Linked DNA regions of Homo sapiens: region 1 is linked to region 2. The links are chromatin loops, found by intact Hi-C in ENCODE. Cell type or tissue: Caco-2. All regions are shown on one strand. Each heading gives the region's core, and the rest is flanking DNA. Links, peaks and the distances in the headings are about the cores only.

Region 1 (8,345 bases), core at 202-8,201, 290 kb before region 2:
TCTGTAACATTAAGGAAGTACCTCAACTAATGATTCCACACCAAATCTGTTTTTCAGATATTAAGCTAAGTAGACTTAGAATAAAGGATATAAAGAGAAGAAATAAGTCTAAAATATAATGCTAGATCTAGCTTCAAAGATTAGGCCTAAATAATTAAACTCATGACTTCACTGAACTCGTCATTCACAAAGACACCAAATTCACCTCAGAGCAAAGAATTAAAGGTTACAGAGTTAAAGCAGGCAGTTCCATGTTCCTACATAATTTCAAATACTCAAAGTGTATCCACGAAACCCATCACAGGGATGAATGCCTGCAGCTGCCTAGCTCTACTGCAGCCTACTCCCACTTGCCTCCCCTAAAATCATCCTTCTGATCAAATAGGGATTTGCTGCTAGTTTGGTTGGAAGCAATCAGAAGCTACAATTAATGAAGCATTCTCTCCTGATAAAAGAATGTAAACATTTGGGGAGAGAAAAGATTTTTAGGAAAAACAAGCGACTGTGCAAAGCATTTGAAAACTGAAATCCCACCTTCACTTGGAATATGTCTTTATTAAGTTAGAGAGCTCTCAAATATGCCTCACACAAATGAGGTGATAACTAATTCCATTTAGTCTACAACAGCAAATTACGACTCTATAGGGCACAAGCACCATTTCAACAAGGAGAGTTAATTATCTGTTTTATATGGTTCAATAAGAGCTTTATAGTAGCCAGGTCTTGATCTCTCAAAATGACTGAAAATAAAGTTAGTATACATAAATAGATTAAGAGTTGAAATTTTATATCATGATTTCTAGACTTGGGTTTTCCTAACCAATATATTTTAAAACTTGGAAACTCAAATAGAGTTAGCAAATTTTTATTTTTCCAAATAGGGACTTTTATTTGTTTAAGGCCATCTACAAGCACCATTAATTTATGAAATAAAACATTTAATTCAAAAAATGTAGACTCAAGGATAATCCTTAAATTGAACCAATTTAGTTTTATTTTACAAAGGACTGATAAGAAACCTCTTTGGGCCAACACTAGTCCTTGAGACAAGCATTTGGGAACCAACTGTTTAGAGGAACAAATGTTAGACTGAGTCAGGTTCCACTTATGATTCTACTACTTATTAACTGTGTGAATGCAGATAAAAACTCTGAATTTCAGTTTTCTCATCTATAAAATAAGAATATCCCACCTAGCTCACAGGTCTGCTGTGGAAATCAAAAATAAAATGTACTGAAATAGTGTGAAAAATGTGACAAGTTGCAGAAAAAGTCATCTAGACTGTACAACTTACCATCAGCTGACTGGGTAAACAATGCATAATCAGGATTGACTATCTCATTGGACAGAATATCAAACCACTCACGCACAACACCTTGACCCTGAATTCAAGAAATAAAATTAAGCATCAACAGAAATATGTTATATTGGGAAATTTTTTTCTAAATAACAAAATTTAAATATAAAGTTTCTTCCTTTATCAACTAAATATTAAACTTTATTCAAAAGGCATTTCAATCTTTCTTTACATACAGTGATTTCTACATCATCTTCTTTTATACCCACCATGCCTTCTTCTCCATGGAACCGTACAGCAATCCCTTGCTTTAGCTTTGCACAATTTGCTTTTGACACAACTTCACAGCTACTCCTAAAAATAGAATCTAAATATGTAGCATTGGTTAATTTTACATATTAAAATTTATAATAAAAAGCACTTTGTGCTTCACACATATATCAGTTTCTTTGTTAAGCATACCTCTGTGAACCAGCAGGATATCATTTTCATTCACTGGCCTGTGCACCATATCTGAATCTGGCTGTCCTGAATGCAAATGTTCATAGAACCATTCACAGCGATCTTTAAAAGGCTAGCTCAAAAAATAAGAGTAAAATATGTTAGCAGTGTATCAGTCATCTAATTATCAGATTTACTAGCTTGCTAAATGCCTTTTCTACAAATAATCATTCTTAGATCTTTATTTACAATAAGGAGTTACTGGATAATGTTTGAACATTTCAATAACTATTTACAAAAAGACAGAACTTAGCTGAAATAGTTTGACTACCTAGAGAAATGTATTTTTTTAAATTCCTACATTTTCAACACAAAAGACTTGATAAATTTGGTTATGTCTCAGAACTTAATATCAGACATGTAATTGAATATATTTATTCTCAATTCTTTTAAATCCAAGCCTTATTACAATGAATTTTCACACCCAGAAAAATTACGTTGCGTGTTCCATTTAATTTTTCATGAAAATAATCTCTTACACCTAATCTTATTTATTTATTTTGGTTTATTGTTGTAGTTGTTGTTGTCATTTTGAGACAAAGTCTCACTCTGTTGTCCAGGCTGGAGTGCAGTGGCACGATCTCTGCTCACTGCAACCTCTGCCTCCTGAATTCAAGTGATTCTCCTGCCTCAGCCTCTCAAGTAGCTGGGATTGCAGGCACGCACCACCACGCCTGGCTAATTTTTGTATTTTTAGTAGAGAGAGGTTTCACCATGTTAGCCAGGCTGGTTTCGAACTCCTGACCTCAGGTGATCCACCCATCTCAGCCTCCCAAAGTGCTGGGATTACAGGCATGAGCCACTGCGCCCGGCCTCTTACTCCTAACTTTATTCTTACTTCTATCCTTTAGAATACATGCAGAAATTGGAACGTAATTTGTTATCCCTTCCCATTCTCCACCCTAAAAATTGAAGAATAAGATCTCTTGAATAGCAAAGAGAGTCTCTCCCTTTTGTTCATCTGCCAGGTAAGCAAACTGTGAGTTATCTACAATTTTTGATTAATCAGAAAGTACTGAGTACTTACTATGTACCAACACTGCATGTAATGTAAGAGCAGTAAAAACTCCAAGAACTTGCTAAAAACTGTTTAATAGAGTTAAAGAGATGTGACTAACACAGAGTAACACAATATATATATATATAATATCAATTTCTCAACAATGAAGCATGAGCTATAGAAGTCCTGGTCATGGTAGCAAAGAGGAACAATGAAGCCAATCCGAGAGATACTACTTCTTTGAATAAGCATTAAAAGTAAGAGAAGAGGCTGGGTATGGTGGCTCATGCCTGTAATCCCAGCACTTTGGGAGGCCAAGGCAGGAGGATCGCTTGAGCCCAGGAGTTTGAGACCAGCCTGGGCAACAGTGAGACCCTGTCTCTACCAAAAAAAAAAAAATGTTTTAATTAGCCAAGCGTAGTGGTATGCGCCTACAGTCCTGGCTGCTCAGAAGGCTGAGGTGGGAGAAAACTTTAACCCAGGAGTTCAAGGCTGCAATGAGCTATAATTGTAGTGTGCTCACTTTGTCACTCCAGCCTGAGTGACAAACTGAGACCTTATCTCTACAAAAAAAAAAGTAAGGTAAGATCTCTGCAAGATAGAACTTATGAATAGAAATAACTTAAAGTGGAAAAGCCCTTTCCCCATAACCTACCCCCACACTCCTAGAAGGTACTGGTGGAAATATGAGTAAGATTTTATGTATCGTGAGTTTAAAGATATAGTGGGGTGTAACTATTAGGGATTTAGGAGGAGATACTGGACAGTGATGCAGCTGAGACACTGAAAATAAAAACATGAACAAAGGTAAAGTTGGAGACAGGATAAGGTTCAAGAGATGAAAGATACAGAGAATAAATACCAAGAACAAAGAAGTTTATGATCACAAGTCATGACTGAGAATTTGCTTAGCAAATGATACAGACGGCAAGAAAAGTCAAAGGAGAAGCAAGGTGGTGCAATACCATCACAAAAGCTAAGAGTTTCAAGAGATAAATATGATGAATACCATCCAACACCACAAAAAGGTTATCTTCCAGGTGGCTTTTAGGACACCAATAAATTTCTTCATCTGAGCTAAATTAAATAGGTTTGTTTTAAAAGATTCAAATATCACTTGTTATTAATTCTTAATAAAAACAATATGATCGATGAGAGATGAACTTCTGCCTTTTAATATTTGCTTTCAGTAAGAAAAGAATAAATGCTACCTTTTTAAAGTTAAATGTGTAATTTTGTCCATACTTGTAACAGTCTTCCACATTTTTTATAAAGCACTGGTGTTATATGCATTACTGTGCATATAAATTAAATATCTCATTTTCAGTTAACAAGCTGGAATATAAAGTACTTGAAATTCTAATGCTGACTATTTCTAAAACTTTGGTTTAAGAGGAGAGAAAAAACATTACACAGAAGCAATTATTTAAGTATGGGCTTTGAAGTCAGATAAACATGGTTTGAAATCCTCACTCTGTGACTTACTAGACTTATCTTAAGGAAATTATTAATCCTCACAGAACTTTAGTTTTCTCATCTGTAAAACAGAGAAAAGAATATACCTACTTCAAGAGCTGTTAGGATTAAATAATTCAAATAAAGAACATAATTATGATAATTATAATAATCATAATAATAAATTAGCAATCATTTATTAAGCACCTATAAGCCAGGTACTTTTTGAAGCACTTTACAATGCATTACCACATACAATCCTCACAACACTATGAGAAAAAGGAACTTTTGTCCCCATTTTACCAAAGAGAAAAATACATTAAAAGCATTTATACTAATGCTCTAATACTCAATACCTAGAATGCTCAATAAATAGATACTGTTCTTATTATCATTCACAGCAATGTTAAAATTATTGTCAATAACTATTTAAAAGAAAACTTACTGCCCATTATAAGATATTAAACTATATCATTTATCTATGAAATGTGAACCAAGAAATAAAAACAAATGGAACCTTTTCAAGTAATTCAAGTGGAACATTAAAAGGTACAAACTGCTACCTTCAAAAGCTCAGATCAAACACACACACACACATACAAACACCTACACAGCCAAATGGTACATTTTTGTATGTAAACTTTCTAGAGTACCTGCATTTCCATAAATAATTCACAAAACAGGACTGATTATAGAGGCTCCTCTTAATAGCATTTGTACAGCAATACAAAATGTTTCTCCCTTTAACTACTGGCCACCTGAAAACCACCAACAGAAGAAGAAGTCAATCCCTTAGCAGAGGTAGTTGTTCTTTTTAACTTTCTAGAGGAGGACAATCTCCAAGTTACAGAAAACTTCTAAGTACAGTAGAGTACAAAGTATTTTTTTTTCCTCTAATGTGAGAGCAACTTGCCAATATAATGTCCAGTCCCCTATAAACACTTAGGCATTTATTTCCTACAAACAAGGGAATTTTCCTCTATAACTAGATAACAACCATCAAAATCAGAAATTAACTCTGATAACACTACTACATCAGATCCCATTTCAAGTCTTGCCAATTTTCTAATAATGTCCTCTTATTGCAAAATGATTCATGAACTGCCTTTAATTGTCCTGTCCTGTCTCCTTCACTCTGGTACATTTCTTCAATGTTTTCTTAATTTTCATAACCTTGATAGTTTTAAAGACTGCAGGTCTTTAAAACTGACTGCAGGTCAGTTAATTTTGTAGAATGTCCCTCAACTGTATTTAGTCTGATGATTCCTCCTGATTAGATTTAAGGTGTGTATCCTTGGCAAGAATACCACAGAAGTGATGCCATGATGTCCTCAGAGCATCCTATCAGCTGGCACACTGCTATGTCTGCTTTGATCACTGCTAAGCTTCTCTACTGTAAGGCACCCTTTTTCTCTTTGCAATTATTCTGCTGGGAGATAATCTGAGACTGTGTAATCATCCTACCCTTCATCAGACTTTCCATTTATTCATTAACTTTTTTCAGTACAGACTCATAGATTCCTGTTTATGTTGCCATCATTATTTATTTTGATGCTCAAATTCTTCCAAATTTGGTAGTGGGAGTCCATTCAAGCTGTCTTCCGAGTCATGTTAACATAACCCCATCAGTCTTTGAACACTTCCTTACTTTCTTACACAATAAGATGTTGCAGGCTTATTTTATACTTTCCCTGATCTAGCCCTGGAATTAGCCATTTCTCCAAGGAGCCCTGGTTCATTGAGAATGGCACTGAGAGACCAAGAGCTGGGTGCCAGGTTTGCTACATGTATCTATGTAAATTTAAAACTAAATTCAAACTGGTAACTCCAATTCAACACAAGGTTCCTTCTAATTTCCTCCATTTTGTAACTCCTTTCTCCAACAACGAGAAGTTAGACTCTCATACTTGCTTATTTGATCAACCTGCAACCCCACTCCCTTGGTATGTAACCAATCTCCAATCACTGACATGGCCCCTGCATCCCACTGAGGCTCCATCAGACAGCACTGATCAGCTGCAACCACCGCCAACATGGACATCCTCCTTATGCCACTCTAACCCACATGACTCACACTGGGACCCTCTTCTACACAGACACACTTCTTAATCACATCCAAACTCCAAAACCCCACACTAGGCCACCACTACACATGTAGACACCCTCCTCACCCTAGTCAGGCAACAAACACCTCCCTCTCTGGGTCAACAAAGTGGATACCTAATACAGATGTTTTTTGACTAAATTGTCCAGGAAGGGAAAAAGGAATAGAAAGTAAAAAGCAGAGACAGTATTAGGTTGGTGCAAAAGTAATTGCGGTTTTTGCTATTTTAATTTGACAATTTTAATTTGGCAATTAAAAGTAACTGCCAAAAACCGCAATTACTTTTGCACCAACCTATATTAAAAACAGCAGACTATCTCTCAAAAACTAAAATCTTCTTTCACCTATTATCTCATTTGCCCCAGAACAGTATCATACAGTGTAGGTTAAGAAATTGAACTTGTCCGGGTGTGGTGGCTCATGCCCATAATCCCAACACTTTGGGAGGCTAAGGCAGGTGGATCACTTGAGCTCAGGAGTTCAAGGCCAGTCTGCGCAGCATGGCAAAATCCCGTCTCTACAAAAAACACAAAAATTAGCCAGGTGTGGTGGTATGCACCTGTAGTCCCAGCTACTTGAAAGACTGAGCTGGGAGGATCGCTTCAGCCCAGGAGGCAGACGTTGCAGTGAGCTCAGATCAACTATACTCCAGCCTGAGTGACAGGTAAAACCCTGTGTCAAAAAAAATAAATAAATAAAATAAAGAAAGAAATTGAACTTGAGAACCAGACAGACTTTTAAATTCTGGTTCTCCCATTTAGTAGCAGAATGACTTAAACAAGTTACTTAACCACTTCAGCTTACAAAAAAAAGAGTAGCCATCTTATACAATGGTTAAGAAAATAAAATCATTCATGGAAGCAAATACATAGTACCTGACCTAAAATCAGTAAATGTAAGTCATTATTACTGCCTTCTCTTTCACATTATCATTATTAAACAGATGTCAAAAGATCCCTCTATATAGTTATGTATAATTTTATAAAAATTAGTTCATAGCTTAACTTCTGAAAGGACAAGTGTCCCTAAAGACATTAAAAACCACTTATCCTATTTATTATCTTACAACTACTAACCAAACCATTGCCTACAGTCTGTCCTACATATCTGGCAAATTATTTTCTAAAACTTTGCCAGAATTATGCCATTCTCCTAAAGCAAGGGTATCAGTGGCTCCTAACAGCCTAGCAAACAAAGAAAATTCTTCAATCTGGAAATCAAGGCTCATCATTGGATGACCTCAATCTACCTTTCCATAACTCTATCTTGCTCCTATCAACACAAAATTTCTGCTGCAATACTGCAGTTTTACATACTTTTCGGTCTACATGCTCCAGCCCACATGGTGGCTAGAAAGTTCTCCCTCTTTGTTTACTCCCATCAAAATGTTGCATATTTTTTCAAGCTTTCTCAAGGTAACTTAAAATCTGCCTCCTCTGAAATTTCCCCTGACTACAGATGCCAGAGCCAGCTCTTCCTCCCTTAAACTCCTAAAGATCCAGGTTATGTTGTAGTTACTATTTTATACATATGTTTATTATCTCCCCAGCCAGACTGAATTAGAATCCTCTTAGAGAAGGGAAGTAAGTTTTCTATCTCCAAAACAACTACCATTTATTGAGCATATATCACAGTCATTCCTGACAATTTATTCTGGACAATAGTTCTATGAGGCTGCTGTCATTATCTCCATTTTGTAGATGAAGAAACCAAGGGCTCAAGGATATTAGGAAACGTGCCCAAAGTTCACATAGCTGGTAAGGAGCAAAACAAGCTTTCCTCCAGCTAGCTTCATGTAACATGAGATGTATGGAATGAACAGGTACACATCTGGTAGGGGAAAGGTGGTCAGGTCAAATAAGTTAGGAGGATTAACAAAGCTAAATCACTATTTTTACTGAAGGGCTTCTCAAAGCCTTTTAACATGCTGCCAATGTGATTTATAAATTTCCAAAGGGCATATGTTATGTAATTTCCCAAATGTATTT
Region 2 (8,345 bases), core at 191-8,190:
ACAATGTGTACATAAACTTTGAAACTTAGGGGTTTTTTTTTCTACTGTAAGATGAAAGTTTTAAAAATATTACATTGTAAAATATATTTAATATTCTGCTCAGTAGTCTTCGTTTCCATTTTCTTTTCCAAGCCAGCCAACTTGCCTTCCTAAACATGTCCTCTACTTTTCTACTTCGGTGTTATACTCAGGCCATTTATTTGCCTGGCATATTTTCTTTCCCATCTCTGCATCTATTTAAACCTTACTCATTTTTATTTTTATTCTAATGTATTTATTTATTTTAGACGGAATATTTTCTTAAATGGTACTGCTCCTTGCGGAGCAGGGCTGACTCTGAGGCAGGGCTCTCAGAGTCAGCCTAAACCTTACTCATTTTAAAATAACTTTTAAGTACTATGTTGCAGCCAGGCCAACTCCTTTACAAAGTCATCCCTCTCGCTCTCAGTAATTGTGATTGTGTCATTGTTCTGTTTTGTTTTGTTTTTGATTATGTCATTTTTGGAAAAGACATAACACTTTCTATCTTACAGCATTTAACAAAATCTACATTTTATTAGCCATTGCTATACCAGGAAGAACAGTCGTCAGCAACAGTTACCATTTGACCCCAATGGACTGTTTTAAAATATATTTTTAAGTGATATTACAAATAATTTAGAAATATATAAATCAAATCCTGCTTTAAAAACTGCATTGGAAATTAGCAAGAATTTAACAAACTCAAATGTTTCTTGCATGTGTTTCTGGTATGAAGATACTAATTTTCATAATGGGTGATTTCCGTTGAATGCAAGTAATTCTGCATGAATGATCCTGGAACATACCTATTTTGGAAATACTGATTCAGTTTTCAAATACGTTTCTAAGAGGTTCCAGCTTATTGTTCTTGGTGGTTCTTGCATTTACATCCTCAAAATGAAATACTTTTGAAAGTTTTCAGGGCTCGTAATTTTGTTAGAAGGTGGTCATTTTCTTTAGCCTATGACAAAACATTTTCATTTTTAGACATTGATTAGAATGATCAATTTGATTGATTTTTTTCATTTCTATGTTATTTCCTTTCAGTCAGTGCCTTAAGCATTTGTCCACTTATGAGCCATATTTCTTATGTATGGTTTCTTATGTAAATTTCTTAGTACAAACCTCATAAAAGGTAAAATACTGTCACGTGTTCTTTTAGTAAAAATTTTTGTCCAAAAATGTTGCATGATGACATCCTGTAGAATGACTAACTGGGTAACAAATTTCCTTTTTGTCCTTAGAAATAATATTGTTTACTCATTGATTCAGTGAATATTTATTTATTTGTCTTATATAAAGGCTCATACTCTGAGATTTAGTTTATACAATTACATCATTATAATTAGAGTCTAGAGTACTGCTAGGTATCTTTTTGTATTTATGCTCTTATTCATCTTCTCTCTGCCATTATGGACAGAAATGAAAATTTCTGAATTCTCAGCTGTGTTCAATGTAAGGTTAAAAAGAAAAAGATTATAAAAAACACTGTCCCAATGTCTTTGGTACATTCTTGGAAGATCAGGCAATACTTTAAGCAAGGCCGAGAAGGGCGGATCACTTGAGGTCAGGAGTTCAAGACCAGCCTGGCCAACATGGTAAAAACCCATCTCTACTAAAAATACAAAAATTAGCTGGGCATGGTGGCGCATGCCTGTAGTCCCAGCTACTCGAGAGGCTGAGGCACAAGAATTGCTTGAACCTGGGAGGCTGAAGTTGCAGTGAGCCGAGATTGCGCCACTGCACTCCAGCCTGGGCGACAGAGCAAGACTCCATCTCGGGGGGGGGGGGGAAAAAAAGGTAAAGTAAAGGATAATAAAACAGCGATGATTTCTCTATTTTATCATCACTTGCTGGGCACAGTGGCACATGTCTACTTGAAAGAATCATTTGAGGCCAGGTGTTTGAGGCTGCACTGTGCTACAGTCATGCCTATGAATAACCCCTGCAGTCCAGCCTGGGCAACATAGTGAGACTCAGTCTTAAAATTTTTTTTTTTCAGAATTCTATTTTTCAATACGTCTTATTAAATATAATAGTTATAATAATTATTATATTATAATTATTTTATCTTTTAGTGTAGTTGGAAATAGGTCCCAATACTATGAAAGATCAAAATGTTTCAAGATATAGGAAAAACAAAAGCACTGAGAAGAAACAAAAAAACTAAAATTGGGTCCAATAATTCAGTGTTAAAGCTAGTTGGTGAAATAGAAGACTCTGTGCCTAAAAGTGCTTATAAATGTTTCTTGCATCTTATGTAGTGGCTCTGTGGTGCATATTTACTGTATGTTAAAGGATAATTTTCAAAAAAGGCAGCATTATGATTTTTATGCAAATATCAGATGAATAAGTGTTAAAGAATTTATTGAACACAGTTAAGTGAGAGAACCAAATGTTGTAACTTGTTCAAAGGAGAATCAAAGAATAGACATATTTGTAGATCAAGTATATTGACATGAATATGCAAATGAAGCCAAAACTGGCTTTTTCCACAGTGGGGAAGGGAAATCAGTTGACTCTCCACTCTCCAGGATAGAATTTGCCCCTCTGTAAAGAAAAATGATGTTGTATTTCTATCAGTTATCAGTCATGGAAAGAGCTATAAAATAACCCTCTTAGAATCAGAATCAGATAATCCAGAAGCTGGGTTCCAGATGTTTTCCACTGAAGCACAGCTTTCCCCCGCACATATATTGCATTCATTCAAATTACATGTCAAACACATAAAGAGAACTTTACATTCAGAGTGGTAAATAGCACTGCCATTTGTAGCTATTGTATTTTTAAATGTTTATTTTCTGAAATAAATATATTTTTTGAATAAAAGGCTCAAGTATTGCCCAAACAAATTTACCTCCTTTTACCACACCAGTCAGGGTATCATTCAATATTTTTTAAAGAAAAATCTAGAAAAAAATATTTAGTGTCTTTGTTTCTCTTGTTCCACTAAGAGAATAAGCCAAGTTCTTCATGGAAAGTTCCTCCAGCCAAATCTAGAGGGTGACCAAAGGAGATGAAAACTCATCATTCAAATACTTAAGGAACTGTACTCATAATAAAGCGATTTTTTTGGCTTACAGAATATGTGCAAATAAATCTGTTAACATGTAGAATCTAGCCCTAATGATTAGAAGTTATTAAGAGTATTTGGACTTGTATAAACAATCTGGTTCTATCTGGGGATTCTCCAGGGATTCAACGGCTCTTCCCATACTTACCTTCAGATTTTACCTCCACCAGTGGCTGTGTATTCACAGGGTCACAGCCTCGAAATGTTCAAATAGGAAGACAAGATCCCTTAAGGGATCAGTGATCAGAGAAAAGATCTGTAGGGATGTCTTAGCAGCTTGACCATCAGGCTTTAGTCATAAAAAGATTATGACATGAAGGGCACCCTCAGTCAGCAAGGAGGAGGAAAGGAAGTAGCCATGAGGCCAAGAACACCATACAAGACTTTATCTTGAGCTCTAATTTTTAAGGTAAGACCTACACAAGAGAAGATAATATCACAGTTTACAGAGGTTATCTGAACATGGTAGCAATTTTCCTTGTTCAGTTTTTACTTACGTACATGGTGAACAGTTGAAGAACTGCTGATTCTTGGCAAAAGGCAATATATAGTCTGTCACTGGAAGAGCAGTTGGGCCAGAGGGAGAAATGGACAGAGGTCATTTACTTCTCATTTATACTTCATCGTTTTCCTCAGCGGTAGCTGGTGCTGGAATGGGAGACCAAACTTATCGATCATTAGAAGCCTTTCCTTTCTGACTTGAGCAAAATGGTTTTAATTCCTTCTCATTGCTGTGTAGCTGTCAAGACAGGTGATGGCTTGGGATAGTCTTCTTTTGGCTCTTGCACATGAATTTGTACTGAGAACACATTTTGGTTAAATCATACCAGGCACTGTGTTCTAAGACCACTGGCCCTCTATAAATGCTTTTAATGCTATTCATATAAACATTGTCAAAATGGAAAGATGATTAATGTTTCTTACTAATTCAATAATGTAATAATAATGCAGGGGGCTGGGGGTATTCTGGCTCACACCTGTAATCCCAGCACTTTGGGAGGCCAAGGTAGGTGGATCACTTGAGCCGAGCCTAGAAGTTCGAGACCAGCCTAGGCAACATAGTGAGACCTCGTCTCCACTAAAAATACAAAAATTAGCCAAGGCATGGCGGCACACACCTGTAGTCCCAGGTACTTGGGAGGCTGAGGCAAGAGGATTGCTTGAGCCCAGGAGCTCTAGGCTGTAGTGAGCTGTGATGGTGCCATTGCACTCCAGTCTGGGTGACACAGCAAGACTCTGTCTCAAAAAATAATAATTAGTTAGTAAGTAGGAAGTGCTAGTAGTTAGTAGTAAGTGCTAGTAATTCAGTAGTCAGTCAGCCATACACCAATAGAGAGGTGTTTTAACATTCTGTCTTCGTAAAAACTCAGATTCTACCAGCATTATTAGTTGCATCAAAGGTAACCCAGTCATAGGTAACTTCAAAGCTTTGAATAACCCAGAAGATATTTACTTTGCTAAAACTAGGGTAACATCTTTTAATCTAGCGCCCTTTTGCCCCTGGCTTGCAAACAACCAGTATAAATTTGAAGCTGTTATCTAATCTTGTATGTACAGTACATCAGTCATGCCACCAAAATTGATTCTTGACTTCTATACGTCTTTCTTTCCTTTGGAATTTCTCATGTTCTCTCTTCCTTCTGTGTTTTAATGAAGAAGTGTATGTGATAAAATGTGAGCTAGTCACTATTTTATAGTCCTTATTTTGTATACCTAAGGTATTTTTAATATGGTGTTAAAATTCTTTTATATATTGTTTGGACATTTACATCTACTTCTCTAGATAACAAATTATTGCCTCACTTATCAGGTAATCATGATGGAATTCTTCTTTTAAAATTTCTTGTGCTCTGGTCAAATGTCCTAATAGTAAGACATTTTACATATATATATATATGTAAAATATGACTTTAGAATGACTTACAAAATAATGTTATATTAATAGATAAAAAGAATGCTGGCTGCAGAACAAAAGCCTAAAAGAAATCATGCGATGAGAAGAAAAAAATATTTATAAGAGTTGACACAAAGCTCTAGTGGAATTGTATTTCTTCAGGCTGAGCTGATGCTTATTTACAGCAGATGTCACACCTCTGACACTGTGAATTTGAAATAGTCTGGTGAAAAAAGCAAGCAGCCCTGATGGTTTTAAGTTTTCGGCAAGGCTGCTCTAATAAATGAACAAACATTTCCAGACTGCATATTATAATCTGATTCTTCCATCTAAGCAAGCACCTAATTTTAACCATTTCAAGATAAGTTAAATATTGAACGTCTTCCCTTCCTTTCATAATTGATAGTAGTACTAACTTTTTAAAACACTTTAACTCAAAGGTCAGTAAGACCAAATAGAGTCAATAAACTGATCTTGCTTCCAACAAGGATGAATGTAAACCTGCAGTTAGGATAGTTAAAACACTACAACAGCAAAAATGCATGTGGCTTTTATTTATTTGTGTATATGTGTGTGTGTTACTCCTGAACTGGACACTCCTTCTTAGTTGTCTTGGGTTCTGAAAGCAGCACTGGCCGAGTACCCACTGCATGTGAGACTGGGTCCTATTTCATAACAAACTGCTTTTACTCCCAGGAAATTGGAAATCATGAAGTTATCTGTGTTTGAGTAATCTTTCTCTCTCTCTCTTTTTTTTAAACTTTTCCATTAGCCAGAACAGACTATCTGTCTGAGATGTTGTTTATCATGTAAGAGAGAGATAACATTTCTATTTGAAATAAAGTTTAAACTTATGACCTAGAATTCATTATTATGCTCCTTCTCAAGTTACAGTACAAAGTAGAAAACTTTCATCAAATGAATATTGTTCCATTGATTTGACACAGAATCTACCAAGTACTTTTAAACATAATGGAATGATATATAAAAATGTCTGGTTTATAGCTATGCCTGATTGAAGTACCCTTATATGAAAAATGCTCCCCTTTGCCCCCATGCCTCCAGTGATTTCTCTCCCCTTCCATGTCTTGTTTGCTTTTAAAACTGCTACATGTTTCATCCCCATTTCTCAGTGATCTGCACCACCATTCATTACATACCCATTCCCCGCATTTTTCCTCTTACCTTCTTGTTTTTATAAGATGATGAAAGGTTTGTGAATAGAGCTATTACTGTATTTTAGCTGGTTTTCAGTATACTTTGGTGCATTTTCACTGATGTTATGAGATAGTTGATGGCATTAATCAGAGAAAGTGTCCAAAAGCTAATAAACCTATGACAATCCAAAAACCAGTCAGGAGAAGATATTAAATGAGATAAAATGTGTAAATCTTAACCATCCAGCTAACTATTCACATACCTTTCATTGGCATCTAATACAAAGTTGTGCACATAGTAGATATTCTTCAATTTTTTTGTCCATTTGGTTTTCATTTGATTCTATGAAAATGATTAAATGAATATTATAAGCAGTTGAATCCACTAGCAGACAATGTGTCTAGTTAATTTCTCATCATATAATCAGATGATAAAAGAGGTTAGAACAGTAGTTGATAATTTTTTTTAAAAATTAGTTAAGTTGGTCTGAACACTGAGCTTTAGGGGAGACATAGAGTATTCATTTCCACTGCCAGCAGTTCAGAGTTTGAATTTACTTTGGTTCCATGAGACCACAGGCTGATCCCTGCTTGTTACGCTGAATAGTACTGGACAATACAGAGCCTTCCAAACACACGATTTATTATGCAACAGAAAGAACCAAATGGCAATTATACTAACTGAATTTTGCTTTTTATTTGATAATACTGAGCACCTACCCATAGGGTGGTCTGATTAAATAGGTTTAAATACTATCTTTTATGGACTTCCTTTTCTTTAGGTATGGAAAACAGTGAGCAGTAGTTATCTTATTAATGGCATTATTTTAAGCACAATGTAGTTTAGATATTAGGGTTTTGAAAAATAACATACTTAATCATTTTTATAAAAAGCAGAGATCTTATTATATTTATACTGACAAGAAAGTAATTTTCTATTTAAATGCCAACAGAGGCCGCATGCAGTGGCTCACACCTGTAATCCCAGCACTTTGGGAGGCCGAGGCAGGCAGATCACTTGAGGCCAGGAGTTTGAGACCAGCCTGGCCAACATAGTGAAACCCTGACTCTACTAAAAATACAAAAAATTAGCTGGGTGTGGTGGTGCACACCTATAATCCCAGCTACACAGGAAGCTGAGGCATGAGAATCATTTGAACCTGGGAGGTGGAGGTTGCAGTGAGCCAAGATTGTGCCACTGCACTCCAGCCTGGGCAACACAGTGAGACCCTGTCTCAAAAAGCAAAACAAAACAAACAAAAAAACAGAATTTGGCCATGGAGAGAAACGTTTGCAAGAGCATGTCCATACTAAACAAATTTATATGCTGTTCAAAATTATTTTAGATGTAGGCAATAGAAGATGGAGAATTAAAAGAGTTATTATGGGAAATCAGTAATTGTTAATTGGTAATGATGGTGAAATTTAGGGAAAGTAGCTATTGATTAAGGAGCTGTAAATTTGCTGGGTGCAGTGGCTCACGCCTCTAATCCCAGCACTTTGGAGAACCAAGGTGGGAGGATTACTTGAGCCCAGGAGTTCAAGACCAGACTGGGTAACAAAGTGACAGCCCGTCTCTACAAAAAATTTAAAAAAAAAAATTAGCCAAGCATGTTGGCACACACCTGTAGTCCCAGCTACTGAGGGATGCTGAGCCCTGATTATGCCACTGTAGTCCAGCCTGGATAACAGAGCAAGACCCTGTCTCAAAAAAAAAAAAAAGCTGTAAGTTATCATCCATTTTGATGACACAAGTATACATTGAACCTGTTCTTGATTGATAAATTATAAATTGAACAGAGAAACCATATCTGAAGTTAAACTCAGTAGGTTTTTGCAGTGTGTGCCTTCCAGGGATCAGTGATGGTAAAAGGTTGAGGAGCTTTTCTGCCATCACAACCAGAAATTTCAAGGATCCATTCTCAATAAGGAAATAAGAGATATATACACACACTTCTTCCCTCCCTTGCTTACTCCCTTATTTCCTTCTCTTTCCCTTCCTCCTTCCCTCCTTCCACCCCTCCCCTCTTCCTTTCTGAGGCATGAGTGAGTAACCTGTTGAAAACTGTTTTGAGAGATTTATTCTCTTTTGAACCACATTCCTTATAGTGGGAAATATTGTCAGTGCGACACTTGAGTTTGTTAATAGCTGTAGTTCTCAAGTAGCTGCACATCACCATCTCCTGGGAAACTTTAAAAA

Evidence for each region. Peaks named below come from ENCODE experiments on the same cell type or tissue, not always from the same donor. Only the 100,000 strongest peaks of a DNase experiment are listed, where the experiment ranks them.
Region 1: it touches region 2 in a loop (11-fold over the local background); 9 of 110 quality-filtered maps call a loop at or near these places.

What each region holds. Positions count from the first base shown.
Region 1 is chr6:104,775,447-104,783,791 of GRCh38, forward strand. It overlaps HACE1 (HECT domain and ankyrin repeat containing E3 ubiquitin protein ligase 1), which reads right to left. Exons shown (of 24, transcript NM_020771.4): 15 at 1,760-1,871; 16 at 1,567-1,664; 17 at 1,295-1,382. Among named protein-coding and RNA genes, the nearest start is that of HACE1, 80 kb to the right of the region's middle. In Caco-2, for the core only: no CTCF peak of the experiment used is centred there; no DNase peak of the experiment used is centred there.
Region 2 is chr6:105,061,836-105,070,180 of GRCh38, forward strand. All of the region lies in intron 3 of LIN28B (lin-28 RNA binding posttranscriptional regulator B), which reads left to right. Among named protein-coding and RNA genes, the nearest start is that of POPDC1, 71 kb to the right of the region's middle. In Caco-2, for the core only: no CTCF peak of the experiment used is centred there; a DNase peak (open chromatin) is centred at 4,576.